Linked DNA regions of Mus musculus: all the other regions are linked to region 3. Evidence: chromatin loops called from intact Hi-C (ENCODE). Cell type or tissue: left cerebral cortex. All regions are shown on one strand. Each heading gives the region's core, and the rest is flanking DNA. Links, peaks and the distances in the headings are about the cores only. Region 1 holds the start of Cfap161 (cilia and flagella associated protein 161). Region 2 holds the start of Tlnrd1 (talin rod domain containing 1). Region 3 has its middle 16 kb from the start of Tmc3.

Region 1 (5,341 bases), core at 111-5,110, 230 kb before region 3:
TGATGGGTAAGTAAAGTTCTGCTCTTTTAGTTCTTATTTTATTGGCTGTTGCCTATGAGAGAGAGGTCCAGTTTCAATTCCCTCAAGGCCTCCTTGTTTAACACCCAGCCTATGGGGAACATGGAAATGCTTAAGGGGAGCAACATTGACTTTAAAGTCAGAAATCGGCATATAGAATCTTTGCTTTGTGAAACAGAACTCTTTCTCTCTCTCTCTCTCCCTCTCTCTCTCTCTCTCTCTCTCTCTGTGTGTGTGTGTGTGTGTGTTGAAATATGATCTCATTGTATAGCCCTAATTTGCTAAATAGATCAGGCTGGTGTCCAGCTCACAGAGATCTGTCTGCCTCTACTTCCCAACAGGAATTTAAAATATTTTTTTAAAACTATGTGCACATACGGGTATGAGTGTAGGTATGTGCACATGAGTACAGTGTCTGATAGAGGTCAGAGTTGTCAGATTCCCTGGTACTGGAGTTACAGGCAGATGGGAGCCACTCAACATGGGTGCTGAGAACTAACTCTAGCCCTTTGCCAGAATGGTGCTTACTCTTAACTACAGAGCCATCTTTCCAGCAACCCCTATGCCTATTGAAGGTAATTTTTGCAGGGCCCAGGCTGACCTCAAACTTACTTTATGTTTGAGGATGACCTTGAACTCCTGATCCTTCTGCCTCCACAGGGCGAGTACTGGGATTACAGATGTGTTCCAGCACACCTGGTTAGAGCAAGGCTCCTTCTGAGGGCCATACTATCAAGTGAATGCCTCATCATGCAAACATCATTTGCGGAGCCTTCCAGTCAAAGTCTTAAAGTTCCTCCGTATCTGCTATTGGCCCTCCCAGATCTCTGATCTTTTTCATGTTCTTAAATACCAGCTGCAGTGGATCTGGACATGATTGATTCACGGTGAGGAATAACCATAATAGACGTGGGTTTTGGAAAAAAAATCGCTTTGTACTTTGTTTCCAGATCAATTATTGCATGCGAGTTCCTCTCCAACATCAGTATTGGCTTTGAGCGCTTTGGGTGATAGTGAGCAGAAGAGAGTAAGAGCAAATGAGACAGTCTGGAGATGTCCCAGTGTGAGCTGCAGGAGATTGCTTCCAAGAGAACCCCACACACTGCTTTATAGTACCCTGTAATCAATAGGAGACACACCTTTTCAAACGGGGGCCAAAGCACCCTGTAGTAAATAATAAGCCAGTAACATAGTCATCTAGTGTCACTCTGAGCCTAATGTGCCATCTGTAATTGTGTGTGGCCTGCTTTTGTTCAGCAGATGTCACACAGGGTTTTCTCTTTTATACCAGCGTCGCCAAAAGCATGTGAGGGCTGCTTGGTGACTTGATGGCGCTGCCATGACATCACCAGACAGCAGCTTGCTTTTAGATTATTATGTTCCTGTATGAGCAATTACACATGCTGTCTATTGTTCACTGCATGCTACAAGGCTGGGTTTAGCAGTTTGAACCTAGGGATGCTGCTAGCTTCTCTGAGTCGGTCTCCAGTCTATCACATATTCTGAGTGACTCCTGTCTGATCCAACAGAATGCCTGACTTAGCACCTTCAGAAGCACCTGAGAGTGTGTGTGGTGCTGGAGGGGCAGGCAGTGGAGCCAGAGAGGAGCAGAATATTCCTACTTTTGTGTCTTATGCTTCAGCCTCCGGCTCAGGTCCTTCCAGGTCGACAAGGACACCTCCCCACTACCCCAGGTTTTGCTCAGTTGTCATTCTCATAGTCCCCATGACAGGAATGATTCATCCATCAGCTCTCCCAGTCTGTCTTTCATCACATCTTCAGTGACCTGTGTGTATTACAGTCTTCTGAAGTAATTTGTTTTCAGCATCTGGCTTCCCTTGATAGACTGGGTTTGGCTCTCACCTTCCACTTCTTGCTTGGGGTGGGAGACTCTGCACACTGGGGGACTGATTAATGAATGTATTCAGCTAGCAGCCAGCAGCCAGCAGCCAGCAGCAGGTGGTACTACCTAACTGCCTGTTCACCCCACTCATAACACAATATCCTCTTTAGGAAATGTTGGCTACACAAACTTTTTTAAATTAAAAAAAATTTTTTTTTAATATCAGGAGTGCCTGTAAATTGCAGGTTTGTCTTTGTGTTTGGACATGGGAAGGGAGGGTTGCTATAAAATTTGTGAAAATACAGACTGTCACAGAAATAGATATACACATTAATATATGCTAACACAGTAGTTTCTTCCTTTGGAAGCTGTGAGGTTTCGGCAATGCCCCTCTTTTTGTGTTTAGGTTTTCCAGCGTCTACAGTAAAGGGGTGATGTTTTGTGAAATTGCTGCTGACAGTGATTAGGAAAATAGGCTGGAGTTGAACCAAGCTTCCACAGAAAAGCTAGGGGCACTCGGGTTCCACAGCACTTTAACTTAGATTTTAGTTTAAAAAGCAAACAAGACAAACAAACAAACAAAATACAAAACCAAACATCAACAAGAACAACTCAATATTTTATGCCAGTTGTAGGCTGCACACCTGTGAGTCAAGAAGATCTCCAGCGCAAGACCTGACTGTGTTACATCATAAGTTCAAGGCCAGCCTAGGGTATGTATCCAGACCCTAACTTAAAAACCAAACTCTCCCCCAAAAAACAACAGAAAAAAAGTTTCAAAAATTTCTCCGCCTAGGGAACATTTGGAACAGTGTCCCCCGTCAGGGGTTTCCCAGATCTGCTTTGAGTGCTAGTCATCTGAGACAGTGGCAGTGGTGGGAGGGGCAGGGCGAGCTGGAGGGGGCGTGGGTCTAGTATGCTGTCACTTATTGGCCAGCCAAAGAGATCTTGACCAACTGGCAACTGGCAACTGCCTGGTCGTCATGGCAACGAAGCACGCTAACTCTGAGTGTCAGTGGAGGCTGGAGCTGGCTTTCAAGAGAGCAAGGGGCGATGGCGCAGAACGTGTATGGTCCTGGAGTGCGGATGGGCAACTGGAACGAAGATGTCTATTTGGAGGAGGTGCGCAGACTCCTGTCCTCTCGCATCCCTAGGATCCCAGACCCTATCCTGCTATCCTGCATGTTCTCTCTCTGCTGAGCATTTAGCATCCTATCACCCATCTTCATCTACTGCCCCCACCCCCCCTGTGCACCTTTGCTACCCGAGGTAGTTCACCTGCTGTCTCTGAGCACCCATGCTCACTGAATGTCCCGCTCCACATTTCCTGAACCCAGAGCAAGAACAGCTTGCCGCCTCCCGGGCCCTCTGGCCCTCACTAGGTTTGTGACACTCTCAGGTCCTGGAAAGGTTCTGGGTTACAAACATATGGAGAGGCCTGGGCTTTTCACATTCTCACCCAAGTCAGGAGGACCCCAGTAGAGACTGCTGACCTCCTATATATCACTCCTGATTGTTTCTGGACGAGATAAGCACAGGGGTCCTATCCTTCCCTTCCTTATGCATTTCTCTTTTCATCTCCTGCTCCCCGCCCCTGCCTCTGCCCCCATGACGTGCTGCCTACTGACATTTTTGCCATCCCCAGAGCGATCACGTTTCCTTTTGTGTCCTTGAACTGTCTTTGAACTTGAAGTGCTTCTGAGGAAAAAGCTATCAGTACCTGTGCTCTGCAACAGCTCTGTCCCTGACTCCCCTTTTCTCGGTCTCTGCATCCCCAGGAGCGCATGAGACACTTCCTAGAGAAGAGGGAAAAAGGAGAACTTCTTATTCAGAGAAACAGAAGAGTGAAGAAGAACATTTTGAGACCGGTAATGTCAAATTCCAATGCCAATTTCAAAATTCTGCCTAGTTAAGTGTGAGTTAGGCAAAGAAAATTTCTATGAACAAAGTAACCATTTAGAAACTTTTAAAAAAATTAATAAAAAAGTATAGTGTTAAAATTCCTCTAGATTTTAGAAATTTAGATTAAGGGTTAAGATTAGGTTAAGAAATTTAGAATTTAGATTAAGGGAAGTCTGTCCTTAATTATGTTTACTTAATTGTTTGCATTTTCTAATAAAGGGGTGGATTAATGCTTTTACAAGTAAAGTGCCTTTCAGCTGCTGTGCAAAAAAAAACGTTTAATAACATTGAATTGAATAAATTGACAACGGTAAACTATGTAGAGTCCAACAGCTTCGCATGATCTTGTTTGGGGGTCATCAAGAGCTTGAAGGATGCTAACCAAGGATCTGAGGAAGGGAGGCCTTACTGAAATGGATCTAGTCTGAGAAGGAAAGGAGATACACCTGGGAGGGATCTTGACCCCAGCAGCTAAGGAATTGAGTAGCTTATTGGAAAATTCCTATTAAAATTGTAGATGCAGCTTTCGGTATCGGAAGATGGATATGTCCACTATGGCGATAAAGTGATCATTGTGAATCCTGACCAAGTCCTGGGGGAGGAAGCTGGCAAGTTTATGAGAGGAGACCTGAGCCTGTGTATGAGCCCAGATGAAGTTAAAGCGCAGCTTAGTGATGACTTAGAGATACCCTGTGGTGTGAGTGCTGTGCAGACCATCGCCCCGATGGGCAGGAACACCTTCACCATTTTGAGGTAGAGACGCTCAGCTTCAGAGCATGGGAGTATCTGCTTAGACTTGTAGCTTGTGGTGGCACACAATTGTTATCCCAGCACTGGGGAGGCAGAGACACGCAGATCGCTGAGCCTACCTTACTTAGCGAATGTTGAGGACCCTTTACTGGCCTGCTTGTTGACAACAGCAGGAAAAGTAGGTATTTGTGTTCAGTTAAAAAATGCTTGCTTTATGATGATTTGATACAAAGTATTAAGCTTACATTCTGTCTGGAAGCAAAGAAGGATTTTTTTCAAATAATGTTATGGGATGCTTGCTTTATGCTCACAAGAGTGCTGGCTTGCATTCTTCTTGATGGAATGTTAGCTTCCCCCCCAAAAAAGTCATTTATGAAAAGGTTGCACAGGACGGGCTTTGCTCTTTTAAAATCGATTGTCTACTAAAAATTGACTTGAGGTTTTGGAAATGATCCGCAGGACCCTTAGAGACGTACAATCGCAATTTAAAACGACCGACTTCATGCCGGGCGTGGTGGTGCACGCCTTTAATCCCAGCACTCGGGAGGCAGAGGCAGGCGGATTTCTGAGTTCGAGGCCAGCCTGGTCTACAGAGTGAGTTCCAGGACAGCCAGGGCTACACAGAGAAACCCTGTCTCGAAAAACCAAAAAAACAAACAAAAAAAAAAACAACCGACTTCACATTGTGGGAGATTTAGTGACAATGTCTCAGTGACAAGAATAGAAACTGCTATCTGTGTCCTTAGTTTAATGTTTCTTGAGTACACATGGGTTGTGGTAAAACAACTTAAAGCTGATGACAACTTTTATTCCCTGGAAGATTATGAG
Region 2 (5,341 bases), core at 152-5,151, 320 kb before region 3:
AGACTGCTCCTTACCAACCACTGGGTGGCACTGTATACCACAGACAGCTTGGTTGCTTGTCCACAAATTCTGGGGGTATACCATGAATGTCTAAAGTTCATACAAGTGAATATTATTTCCTATAAAAAGGACATTCTGATACGTTATCGCACTGATTAACCTCAATGACATTATGCTTAATGAAATAAGACAGACACAAAAGAACGGAGTGCTTCAAATCATCAAGTTCACGGATGAAGTTGGTAATGGCCAGAGACTAGAAGAGAGAATGGAGAGATGTTATTTCACAGGTAGTGTGTCAGGGAAGATGAAACTTTTCTGAAGGTGGATGGTGCTGGGCACAGTACCTCCCCCCTCAAAAAAAACCTCCCAACCCCCTACCCATCCAGCAGTGACAGGAAGAGCAAGGTGAGAAGGAACAGGGAGATCTTAGATTTGGTTTCCACTGCTTTGGTTTGCAGGTCACCTCGATTTCCCTAGCACTGATCAGAATGCATAATTCTGCCTAACATGACCTAAACACTTAGTATGCAGTACTTTGTTTGTTTGGTTTGGTTTTTTGAGACAGGGTTTCTCTGTGTAGCTCTGGCTGTCCTGGAACTCACTCTGTAGACCAGGCTGTCCTTGAACTCAGAAATCTGCCTGCTTCTGCCTCCCAAGTGCTGGGATTAAAGGCGTGCGCCATCACTGCCCGGCTAGTATGCAGTGGTTGATCTGCTGTCCATTTTTGTCCTGTGCTTTTACTGAGTAAACAGTAACTGGGAGCACTTATTTGTGAACCTTCCCTTCCGGGACTCTTATCTTCACAAGCAGAGGCTGCTCTATTACAATCTATAGTGTAAGCGCAGTGCCTTGAACAAGGGCTGGCACATGGTAGACACCCAGCGTTTGAGCTGTAAGTGAACAATGGCAGGAGGTAAACAAGAAAGAACCTGGAAAGATCAGTTTAGGAAGAGTGACACTATCTGAAAAACGAAGCCTTGGTGGCAGGCACCTTTGCCTGCTGAGCTATCTTACTGGTCCCTCTCTTAGGTTCTCAGAGTTAAGGAAACTATTTTTTAGGATTCACTGCTATTCCTGGGTTACCAGGGAGGAAGTAGCCCTATAGAATTCTTGTTAAGAGAGCCATTGGTTTTACTGGCTTCAGTTTGCAGAGACAGTTGGTTCACCTAAAATCTAAAGCATCTGCAAGGGCATTTTTTTTTAATTATTATTTTTGATTATGAGTAGGGCGGCTATCCAGGTTTTTACCGGTTGTTCCTCATTAACTTATATTAATAACTTGACTCATAATTTATTCTGTAAACTATTGGGGTTTGGACGATAAATTTGAGGCCATCCAACTTATAAATAACACTTATAACTGGCTTAAAAATGTAGGACGTGGAGGTCCTACGAAGAGACAGAAGAACAAACATTTCCATTGGCTGAGCACACACTGGCAGTGCTGGGCACCAGCAGAAGACTTCAGGGCTCTTGAGAGAGTGCTTTACTGGGAGGAGGCCCAGGTGTTCCAGGAGTTTCTGGCAGACAAGGTCTGCACAAAGAAAGGGAGTGGGTGTGGCCAGTGGGTTTAGGGGACCTTCTCTTTTAGCCACTGCTGTTGTTAAGAGCCTAGGGAGTCACTTAGTCCACCTGGCCACAAAGCCCTATGGCACAGGCCTACAATCACCAACTACAGACCCTGAAGGAGGATCGCCAGAAGTTCAAAGCCTGTCTGCACAGTTAAATTAATAAATAAAAAGTACAGTAGCTCAAGGTCCTCCGTTTAATTCCTCGTTACAGGGCGGGGAGCCATCTGGGCCACCAGTTTCCCAGCCTGTAACCCAGAGATAACAGTGTTTACCTCCAGAGACTGGCTCTTTACTTAACAATGGTTGCTATTATTCCATTATATAGATGGAGTCAGGAAAGGGCGAACTGCTGATCAAGGCACATTGGAATTCTAGCCAGCTGGAACCGAGGTCACCATACACTACCTGACTACAGTAACTTGGGAGAGAAAACTTGCCCAAGGTCACACAACTCCTAAACGGCTGGGGGGGGGGGGGGTAAGACCAACCTCAGGGAGGGTCTATCACTGAGTCAAACAAGCTGTGGGGACTCAAGCGTGATCAGAGCTCCTTTTCACTGTTTCACGGAAACCCACCCACAGGAGAGGGTCCAACACAACAAAGGGCGGAGGAGGGCTTGCAAAAGTCATCGAATCTCAGAGGTGACTGGAATCCGGAGGCGGTGGGGAGATCCCGGGAGTAATGAGTGGCATCCTCCCCAAGCAAGCAAAACAGATCACCTTTTACACTAGCTCCCTCGGCAGGGAGGAAGCATCGAGTCCTGGGGCATGCTGAGAGCTTACGTAAGGCCACTAGCGGCTGCGCCCCGGTGTCCCCAGGGTATACACAGCGCCTGGGCGCGGAGCGAGGGCGGGCCTTCCCCACCACACACGCTTCCCAGCCTCTCCGGATGCAGGGACCACCGGCCCCAGGGCCGCAGCGTCGGGGCTGGGCGCGGCGTCCTCCCACGGCCCCCAGCTTCCCGGGGGAGGAGCAGCGCATCGCGCAAGCATCCGGGATCGGCGGAGGGGGCGGGAGGAAGGGCGAGAGGAGGAAGCGGGATTTAAACGAAAGGCGGTGACGCCACACAAAAGATTCCTATAGGCTCCGGGGAGGTTACGGCCGAGGTGGCGGCGGCGAGCCGGGGGCGAGGCGGACGCCAGGAGGCGAAAACTGCAACCGTGCGCGGGCAGGCGGGTGTCCCCTGGCCTGCGGTCTCCTCCCTTCCTTTCAGTTGCTCGGAGGTCGCTCGGAAGTTGCTGGTTGACAAACATGGCAGGAGTCCGGGCCCGGGTCGGCCTCCGCGACGCCGCGCTCACCTTCTGAGCCGACCACCCTGGGGCGTCGGATGCGCGGGGCCCGCGGGCTCTGCGGGGAAACACAGATGGAATCTCCACGACAGCCGGTCGCCGGCCGCAGGCCATTCAGGAGGGGAGGGCGTGCCGCCGCGGCGCCGGGCCGCGCACTCTGAACCGCCAGGCGGGAAGGCGCGGCCGCCCAGCACCCTGCGTTGCAGCCTCCCGCCCGACTGACTCCGCGCGGCCGCCACAGAGCCAGCCACGCCCTCGGCCCAGTGGCCGCCCAGCGCCCTAAGAGCCGGAGCAGGAGATGCGGCCGCGCGCCCCCGGGCGTCAGCTCCGGCCGCCGTCGCCAGCCTGTACCGTCTGGCGGGGTCGCCGCCCCTGAAGCCCACGTGCGCTGCTGAGCCGGATAGCCGCAGCGCAGCGGCTGACAGCAAAGCCTGCCGGGGCCGCCGCCCGCGCTCCTCTAGGAGCAGAGGATTTTGATTTCAAAGGAAGGAAGGAAGGAAGGACAACTCCCAGCCTCCCCGTCCCGCCCTCTCCGCTCCGGCGGCCCGGCCGGCCATGCCCAGGAAGGTGGCGACAGCCCGGCAGCGGGGACTTTTCTGGTAGGCTAGTGAAGAGGGGCGCGGACTAGGAGTCTGCCGTGCCCCGGCTCACGGTTCCCGCGAGCTACACAGCGCCCCGAAGAGCTTGCCGCGGGCTTGGGCCCGCCCTGCGACGCCCGGCCACCGGCCGCCGCCACCCGGATCTCTGTGCCCGCCGCGGTGGGTGGCATGATGGTGCGCGGAAGGCAGCGCGGCCCTGGCCAGCTGAGTCGCGGCGGCGGTGGTAGCGGGCTCCCCAGCGGCATGCCAGTGCCCCCTGGGCGCGATGGCTAGCGGCAGCGCCGGGAAGCCCACTGGCGAGGCGGCTTCTCCGGCTCCTGGGAGCGCCGTCGGCGGGGCCAGCTCGCAGCCGCGGAAGAGGCTGGTATCTATCTGTGATCACTGCAAGGGCAAGATGCAGCTGGTGGCCGACCTGCTGCTGCTGTCTAGCGAGGCGCGGCCGGTGCTCTTCGAAGGCCCCGCCTCCCCTGGCGCTGGTGCGGAGTCCTTCGAGCAGTGCCGGGACACCATCATCGCGCGCACTAAGGGGCTGTCCATCCTCACCCACGACGTGCAGAGCCAGCTCAACATGGGCCGCTTCGGAGAGGCGGGAGACAGTCTTGTGGAACTGGGCGACTTGGTGGTGTCGCTGACCGAGTGTTCTGCACATGCGGCCTACCTGGCAGCCGTGGCCACACCGGGCGCTCAACCTGCACAGCCAGGCCTTGTGGACCGCTACCGTGTGACACGCTGCCGCCACGAGGTAGAACAAGGCTGTGCTGTGCTGCGAGCCACCCCACTGGCGGACATGACCCCACAGCTGTTGCTGGAGGTGTCGCAGGGCCTGTCTCGAAACCTCAAGTTCCTGACGGATGCGTGCGCCCTGGCCAGTGACAAGTCACGGGACCGCTTCTCTCGCGAACAGTTCAAGCTGGGCGTCAAGTGCATGAGCACAAGTGCATCCGCGCTGTTAGCATGCGTACGCGAAGTGAAGGCGGCACCCAGCGAGCTGGCCCGCAGTCGTTGCGCGCTCTTCAGTGGGCCCTTGGTGCAGGCGGTGAGCGCTTTGGTGGGCTTTGCCACCGAGCCTCAATTCCTGGGTCGCGCAGCTGCCGTGAGCACTGAGGGCAAGGCGGTGCAGACCGCCATCCTGGGAGGTGCCATGAGTGTGGTGTCGGCCTGCGTGCTCTTGACCCAGTGCCTCAGGGATCTGGCGCAGCACCCAGATGGGAGCGCCAAGATGTCGGACCACAGGGAGAGGCTGAGGAACTCGGCCTGCGCCGTGTCTGAAGGCTGCACCCTGCTATCTCAGGCTTTAAGGGAAAGGTCTTCACCCAGGACTTTACCGCCAGTGAATTCCAATTCTGTGAATTAGCACTCCCCACGCTCCACCCCCACCCCAGCCCCTATACCTGTTTTCCACCCCAGGCTAAAGGAAGACACTTAACCCCTCCCCTCTCCATTTATACCAAAGAATCCATAGGTGATCCCCTCCCTCATGTTAAATGCTCAAGAGGAATTTTCCAGAAGGCAGGGCCATGCAATCATCAAGTACTCAGAGGGCCTGGGTGTCCACCAGCCCACTATAGGGACTCAGACACAGAGAAGATGGGTAGTCTGCTGGCTGCAGGGTTAACCCTACACACTCGAGCCCCTCAACTCAGTTATCAATTGGGCAGGAAAGAGGTCATGGGCTCATTTCTTCCTTCTTTTTAATTAATGAAAGGTTACCTCAGTTTTCCCTCCTTTAGACATGGATGTAGCTACCTTTTTGTATGTCGTTATTTTTGTTGAATTAGAGTATACATGGTGTGAAAAAGAGTATGACTTTGCCATATGATTTGCAAGTGGGGGGGAAAGCTACTGTGAGCGTGTGTTTTATTTTTTAAATTACACTATA
Region 3 (5,341 bases), core at 276-5,275:
GAAGAAAGTATGCAACACCCCCTCCCTTCCCCTAGAAGCAGCTTGCCGAAGACTAAGCAGAACGAGGTCATGGTTTTGCTGGGCAGATGCTTGGAACTGAGGAAGGGAAGAGGAAGGGAGGGGAGGAGGGCTGCCTAGCTTCAGTCTTCAGGGGTAAGTTCGTGTTCTGAAAGCACAGTGGTAGGCAAGTGAGGACATAGGCTGGCCAGTCAGGACAGAAACCTTCAATGGCCTGTGGGGGCAGATGAGATCTGCTGTACTTCTCTGGCTGTTAAGACCATGCCTCAGAACCTAGACAGCCTACTTGTTCATTCCCAGGCCATGTTGGCAGGAGACACCAGCAGCCATGGAGTCTGGACTCCTGAAGACCAGAGAAGATGCAGATCAAAGGAATCAGAACCTGCAGCTTAGCTTATGGCCATCCAGGAAACCTGAGCTGTGGGAGTTTATGGCTCAGAAAGTCCTTAGAACATGGATGAAGACAAATGAAGGTTTATAGAAGGTCTGAAGTTCATTAAATAAAGCCTTCATTCATTCGTTCGTTCATCCATCCATCCATCTACCCACCCAGCTACCTATTCATTCATTCATTCATTCATTCATTCATTCAGTAATTTGTTGATCAATAGTGATTGGTGCTCACAATATGCCACTCTGTTCACTAATGTCTAGGACATAGTTGCAGGTGATTTAGCTTGTTTGGTGCTGCTATAACAGGCTACCTAAGACAAGGTAACTTATAAGGAACATAGATTTATTTCTCACAGTTCTAGAAGCTAGAAAGTCCAAGACCAAGGGGTATGCATATAATGAGGGCAATCATGCTGTATCATCTCTTGGTGGAAGCCAAGAGGCTGAGATGGGACAAGAAAGAGAGTTGGCCAGTGTGTACCTTTCTCTTTCTTTTTATAACACCATTGATCCTATCATCTGATACCTCCTTGGCCTGAAGACTGAATCTATCCCCCTATACCTTCCAGAGTCCCCAGCCACATATGAATTTGGGAACTGTGTCCATCAATCACACACAATCAAGGAATGTGTTTAGACTATAGTACCAGGTATCACTGGGCTCTTCTGTGAATCTCATGTCATGGTTCTGGCCAGCCAGGTCTTTCCCTGCTGTTTATACAGCATCAGTTTATACAGTATCCTATCACGGAACCACACAGTCCAGTCAGCTTTTCTGTAAACTTCACAGCATTCTCTGTGTCAAGGCAACTCTTGCTCTGCTATTGTCCTGTGTGCTTTCCTGGATGCATGCCAAAAAAGGAGAAGGATGCTGTCTTAGTTGGGGGGCTCTCTATTGCTGTGATAAAACACCATGACAACTATAAAAGAAAGAATCTATTTGTGCTTACAGTTTCATAGGCTCAAGAGTCCATGATGGTAGAAGGAAGGTAGGAACAGCTGAACTCATATCTTGATTCCATGAGCATGAGGCAGAGAGTGCTGACTCAAAATAATCTTTTGAAACCTTAAAATCCCATCCCCAGAAACATAAACTCTCCAGCAGGGCCACATCTTCTAATCTTTTCCAAACAAGCCACCAACTAGAGACCAAGTATTCAAACATCAGCCTATGGGGCCATTCTAATTCTAACCACCACAGACCACCTTTTAGGAAACTTTGTAGACACAGAATACTTGAAGCCACCTTAAGATCGGTAGCTCCACCCTCTAAAATTTGGGGGATTGATTTCTCATGTTTACATTGACATTTGGGGATCCAGATCTGGCTGGCATGGCAATACCTGGAGCTGTGTGAGGTCCCTGGAAGCCATCTTTTCCATAATTTCTGCAGAATTAATTGCAAACCTCATACACAGGATCAGAAAACACCACCACCACCACCTCTGCTTCTTGTGTTTGATTCTTGGCAAAATCTGGCTTATTGGTACACACGTATGTTTTTGTGTGTTTAAAATGGAGTTATGATTTTCTCAGTGCTGAAGGAAGTCCTATGTCTTTCACTAAAACTTGAATGTCTTTCTATCTTATGACTCAAATAGGTTGATTTTGGAATTCTCCTGTGACAGGGAAAGTAATATGCTTCAGAGGGTCTAGGTGCTGGTAGTTAGAAGCTGTTATGTTTTTTAAACAATATGAGTAGAGTGGACAGCTACCCCTCCAGGTAGAAGCGGTGGGGCCTATAGTGAATAATATTTCAGTTTCACTTTTCCTACAGCAGCAACTAAGAAGGCAAAACATGTAATGGAGATGCAGGATGACAGGGCTGACCTCAGCCTGGGTCCCTGAGAGACCTAAGCAAAGCTCTGCTGACATTTGCACAGGCCACAAGTGAGGAAGAAGACTGTACTGTAAGCCTCTCATCGGCTGGAGTCATCTGCTTCCACTCTGTAGCTGACCTAACATACCTTCTGCTCTCTCAATTTCTGCTTCCTTTCCTGGCTCCATAATTTGCTCAAGCCATCTGTCTGCTTATGGAGCCATTTGCCCTCTTCCGGGTTTATAAAATTTTATGTGTCCTGCATGGTCTATTTCAGGTTATCATTTGCCCAAGGATCACCCCAGTCTCTAGATCCTCTTGGTCAGTGTTGGTCATACGCTTCTCTAGTGATAGGAAGAAGAGTGTGTTCCATTTATACCAATTGCCTGCATACTTCCCTTAACTCAGAGCCCCTTGCCCACGTCTGATTCATTCAGAAACCTGAGAGCACAGCTCAGCAGTCCATGGGAGCTATAAGAGAACCTTAGTTTGTCTGGACCAAGTCTCATGAAGATAATACTGTGTGAAATAATTTTTAGTCCTCTGTTTTATGTAAAACAGTGGAAGGAAATGGAAAGCAGAAAACAACAGCAATAGCAATTTTTTCTTACATGAAGAAATGTGATGTTTAGAGTATATGAACAGCAAGCACATATGGCTGGAGAAGATAGCAGAGGGAAGACTGATGCTTTCTGAATGCCAGAGTGAGAATTAGCAGACACTTGGTAGATCAGACCCCCTTTGAAAACCTATCCTGTGGCTCCCAGATTCTCCTCCATGCGGGTCGGGTCAAGAGCTGAACTGGAGATTAATCAAAGCTGCTTAGTAGGCACAGAAGTTTCTTACCGCTGGGAATATCCCAGCGCTAACCAAGACAAAGTCTCCATCTTGTGGCTGCATTCAGATCTGCATCCACTCTTAGTTCAGCACCAAGAAGGCAGAAAGTTCGGCAAAGGTCAGGGACATCTGTTTGCAACAGAAACACATTTCTGTCATTTAAATACAGGGAGGTGGGTTCATCCACAGCAACTGGGCAGGAATTCCCACTTTCACCCCTCACCGTGTATTTGTTCTCTAAAGTTGAACGGCACCCCTGTATCTGCCGTTCCACACTCCCTGACCTATGTTCTCTTTCCCTACCTCTAAAGCTGCTGCGTCCACCTCGGCCGGCCGGCAAGGAAGACACAACATGGTCGGATTCTTCTCAACAGCCTTTATTGCAGGAACGTCTCAATGCTGCTATGGGGACCCCGGGAACCCAGGGAGGTTTGCTTAAATACTCTCAGCCCCCCTCCACTCACGGCAGGCCACGCCACCTCACCATGCACACAGCTTCAGCCAATCAGGGCGGCAGGGGCATGTCTCCACCAAATATGGACTTGTTTACACCGCCAGCATCATGGTGCACCTGCACAGTTCTCACGATGGTCGTGGCTTATTTTCAGGTGTATGAGGAAGTCAGGTGCAAGTCATAAGACTTAGCTGCAGTCCTGGGCGCCATCTTGGGACTGCTGCCACACCCGCTCCTTACATAAAGCCAGCAAGGTAACAACTCACGTAGGTCTCTGATTGCCTTCCTATTCTCCCACCCCCACCCTCATGCCAAGTCCACGGAGATCACCCGGGAAAAATCTCACTATCACAGGACCCACAGTTTAATCACATTTAGAAAGTCATATTTGCCCTAGAAGAAAACTTCCTCAGCTTCTAGGGTAAGGCTCACTGTTTTGTGGACCATTGTTCAGCCTACTGTGGGGAGGAAGAGAAAAGGGTCTGTGGGAGTATAACGGTGAGCATGGTGGCCCCTTACAGCCCATTCTTTGCCCACACTGGACTATAGCCATAACTGGCCACTCACTGTCTTTAGTGCTGTCTTTAGAGCGCCCAGAGTGGTTTCTGGATAGTAAGTCCAGGGTTAGGGCCACCCTCCCTGCTGAGTACTCCTCTTGGGAATGGATGCTCAAACCAGTACCAGGCAGCCCAGGATACCCCTACCGCCACTATCATCACTGTGAAAAGAGAATTTATCTTTGTGTCGACTGTCTGGAGGGACAATAAAGGTCAACAGGCTGTCTTTATAAAGGACTGTAACCTTGTGTTTGTTTGTGAGCCTCTATTTGACTTTTTTTTTTTTAATTATGTATGTAATGGCTTGGGGATGGCCCTGTTACTGAAGTCTTTGCCATGAGAGCATGAGGATTTGAATTGGCTTTGCAGAACCTATGTTAAAAAGCCAGACATGGTGGTGACATGTTCTTGTAACTCCAGGATTGGAGGAAGTGACAAACAGATTCTGGGGGCTGCCAGTCAATCTAGTCTCCCTGGTGAATGGCACATCAATGAAGCCCTTATCTTAAAGACAAGGTAGACAGTGGATAGAACATCAAAGCTTAATCTCTGACCCCTAAGGCACGCATGTATTCACGCACACACAGGCACCCATGTGGATAAGTGAATACACACCCCACACAAACACAAACTATGTGCTTTTATTATCTGGGAGGTTTTTTAAATTAAAGTAAAAAATATACTTAAAAAGACAGAACTAATAAAAGCAGTGCACTTTCAAGGTAATGAGATCGCTGTTCAAAATATCTTGTGTTTTATTATCGTTTTTTTTTTTTTAATTGTTTCAGAAGTATATTGGCTCCAAGGAGAATTCCCCATAGGGTTATCTGAAGACAATGGCTGTGGTTCTGCCTGATACGTTCTGTCTACTGTAGACATTGTCTAAATCAGAACTCATTTTGGTCCTCAGGCTTTATACTCAGCAAACAGCAAGCTCTTCCTAAGGCTGAACTGACCAATTCTCTTTCTTTTTTGAAGGATCCCTCCTGTTAGAGAGTTCCTGTAATTATTTGTGACATATTCTTTGTGGGTCATTTCCTGGAACTAATAATAGATGCGGAGTGGCTTCTATTCAGTACCGATGAGTATGAGGAACGCCCTCTCTGAACATGTTATTCAAAAATCAGGACTTCTTCCCCGGGCTGGAGGCCAGAGCCTCCTGCGGGGAACGAGTCCACACAACAGCTAGCTCAGCATGTGCTGGGGTTCGTTTCCTGTCCTTTGAACTTGGTGCTGGGTCATCCAAAGAGGGCTCCTCTGTCT

What was found. Peaks named below come from ENCODE experiments on the same cell type or tissue, not always from the same donor. Only the 100,000 strongest peaks of a DNase experiment are listed, where the experiment ranks them.
Region 1: it touches region 3 in a loop (5-fold over the local background); 17 of 42 quality-filtered maps call a loop at or near these places.
Region 2: a loop joins it to region 3, with 4 times the contacts of the local background. A loop is called at or near these places in 15 of 42 quality-filtered maps.

What each region holds. Positions count from the first base shown.
Region 1 is chr7:83,792,384-83,797,724 of GRCm38, reverse strand. It overlaps Cfap161 (cilia and flagella associated protein 161), which reads left to right and starts at 2,886. Exons shown (of 7, transcript NM_029335.3): 1 at 2,886-2,983; 2 at 3,640-3,729; 3 at 4,281-4,516. The coding sequence starts at 2,915. In left cerebral cortex, for the core only: no CTCF peak of the experiment used is centred there; a DNase peak (open chromatin) is centred at 2,833.
Region 2 is chr7:83,881,608-83,886,948 of GRCm38, reverse strand. It overlaps Tlnrd1 (talin rod domain containing 1), which reads left to right and starts at 2,608. Exons shown (of 1, transcript NM_030705.4): 1 at 2,608-5,341. The coding sequence starts at 3,728. The coding sequence ends at 4,816. It also overlaps a transcript of Mesd not described here. In left cerebral cortex, for the core only: CTCF peaks have their summits at 2,549 and 2,762; DNase peaks (open chromatin) are centred at 1,811, 2,597, 3,227 and 3,958; H3K4me3 peaks cover 3,468 bases; H3K27ac peaks cover 2,875 bases.
Region 3 is chr7:83,566,038-83,571,378 of GRCm38, reverse strand. No RefSeq gene overlaps it. Among named protein-coding and RNA genes, the nearest start is that of Tmc3, 16 kb to the left of the region's middle. In left cerebral cortex, for the core only: a CTCF peak has its summit at 3,119 (motif pointing left); a DNase peak (open chromatin) is centred at 3,096.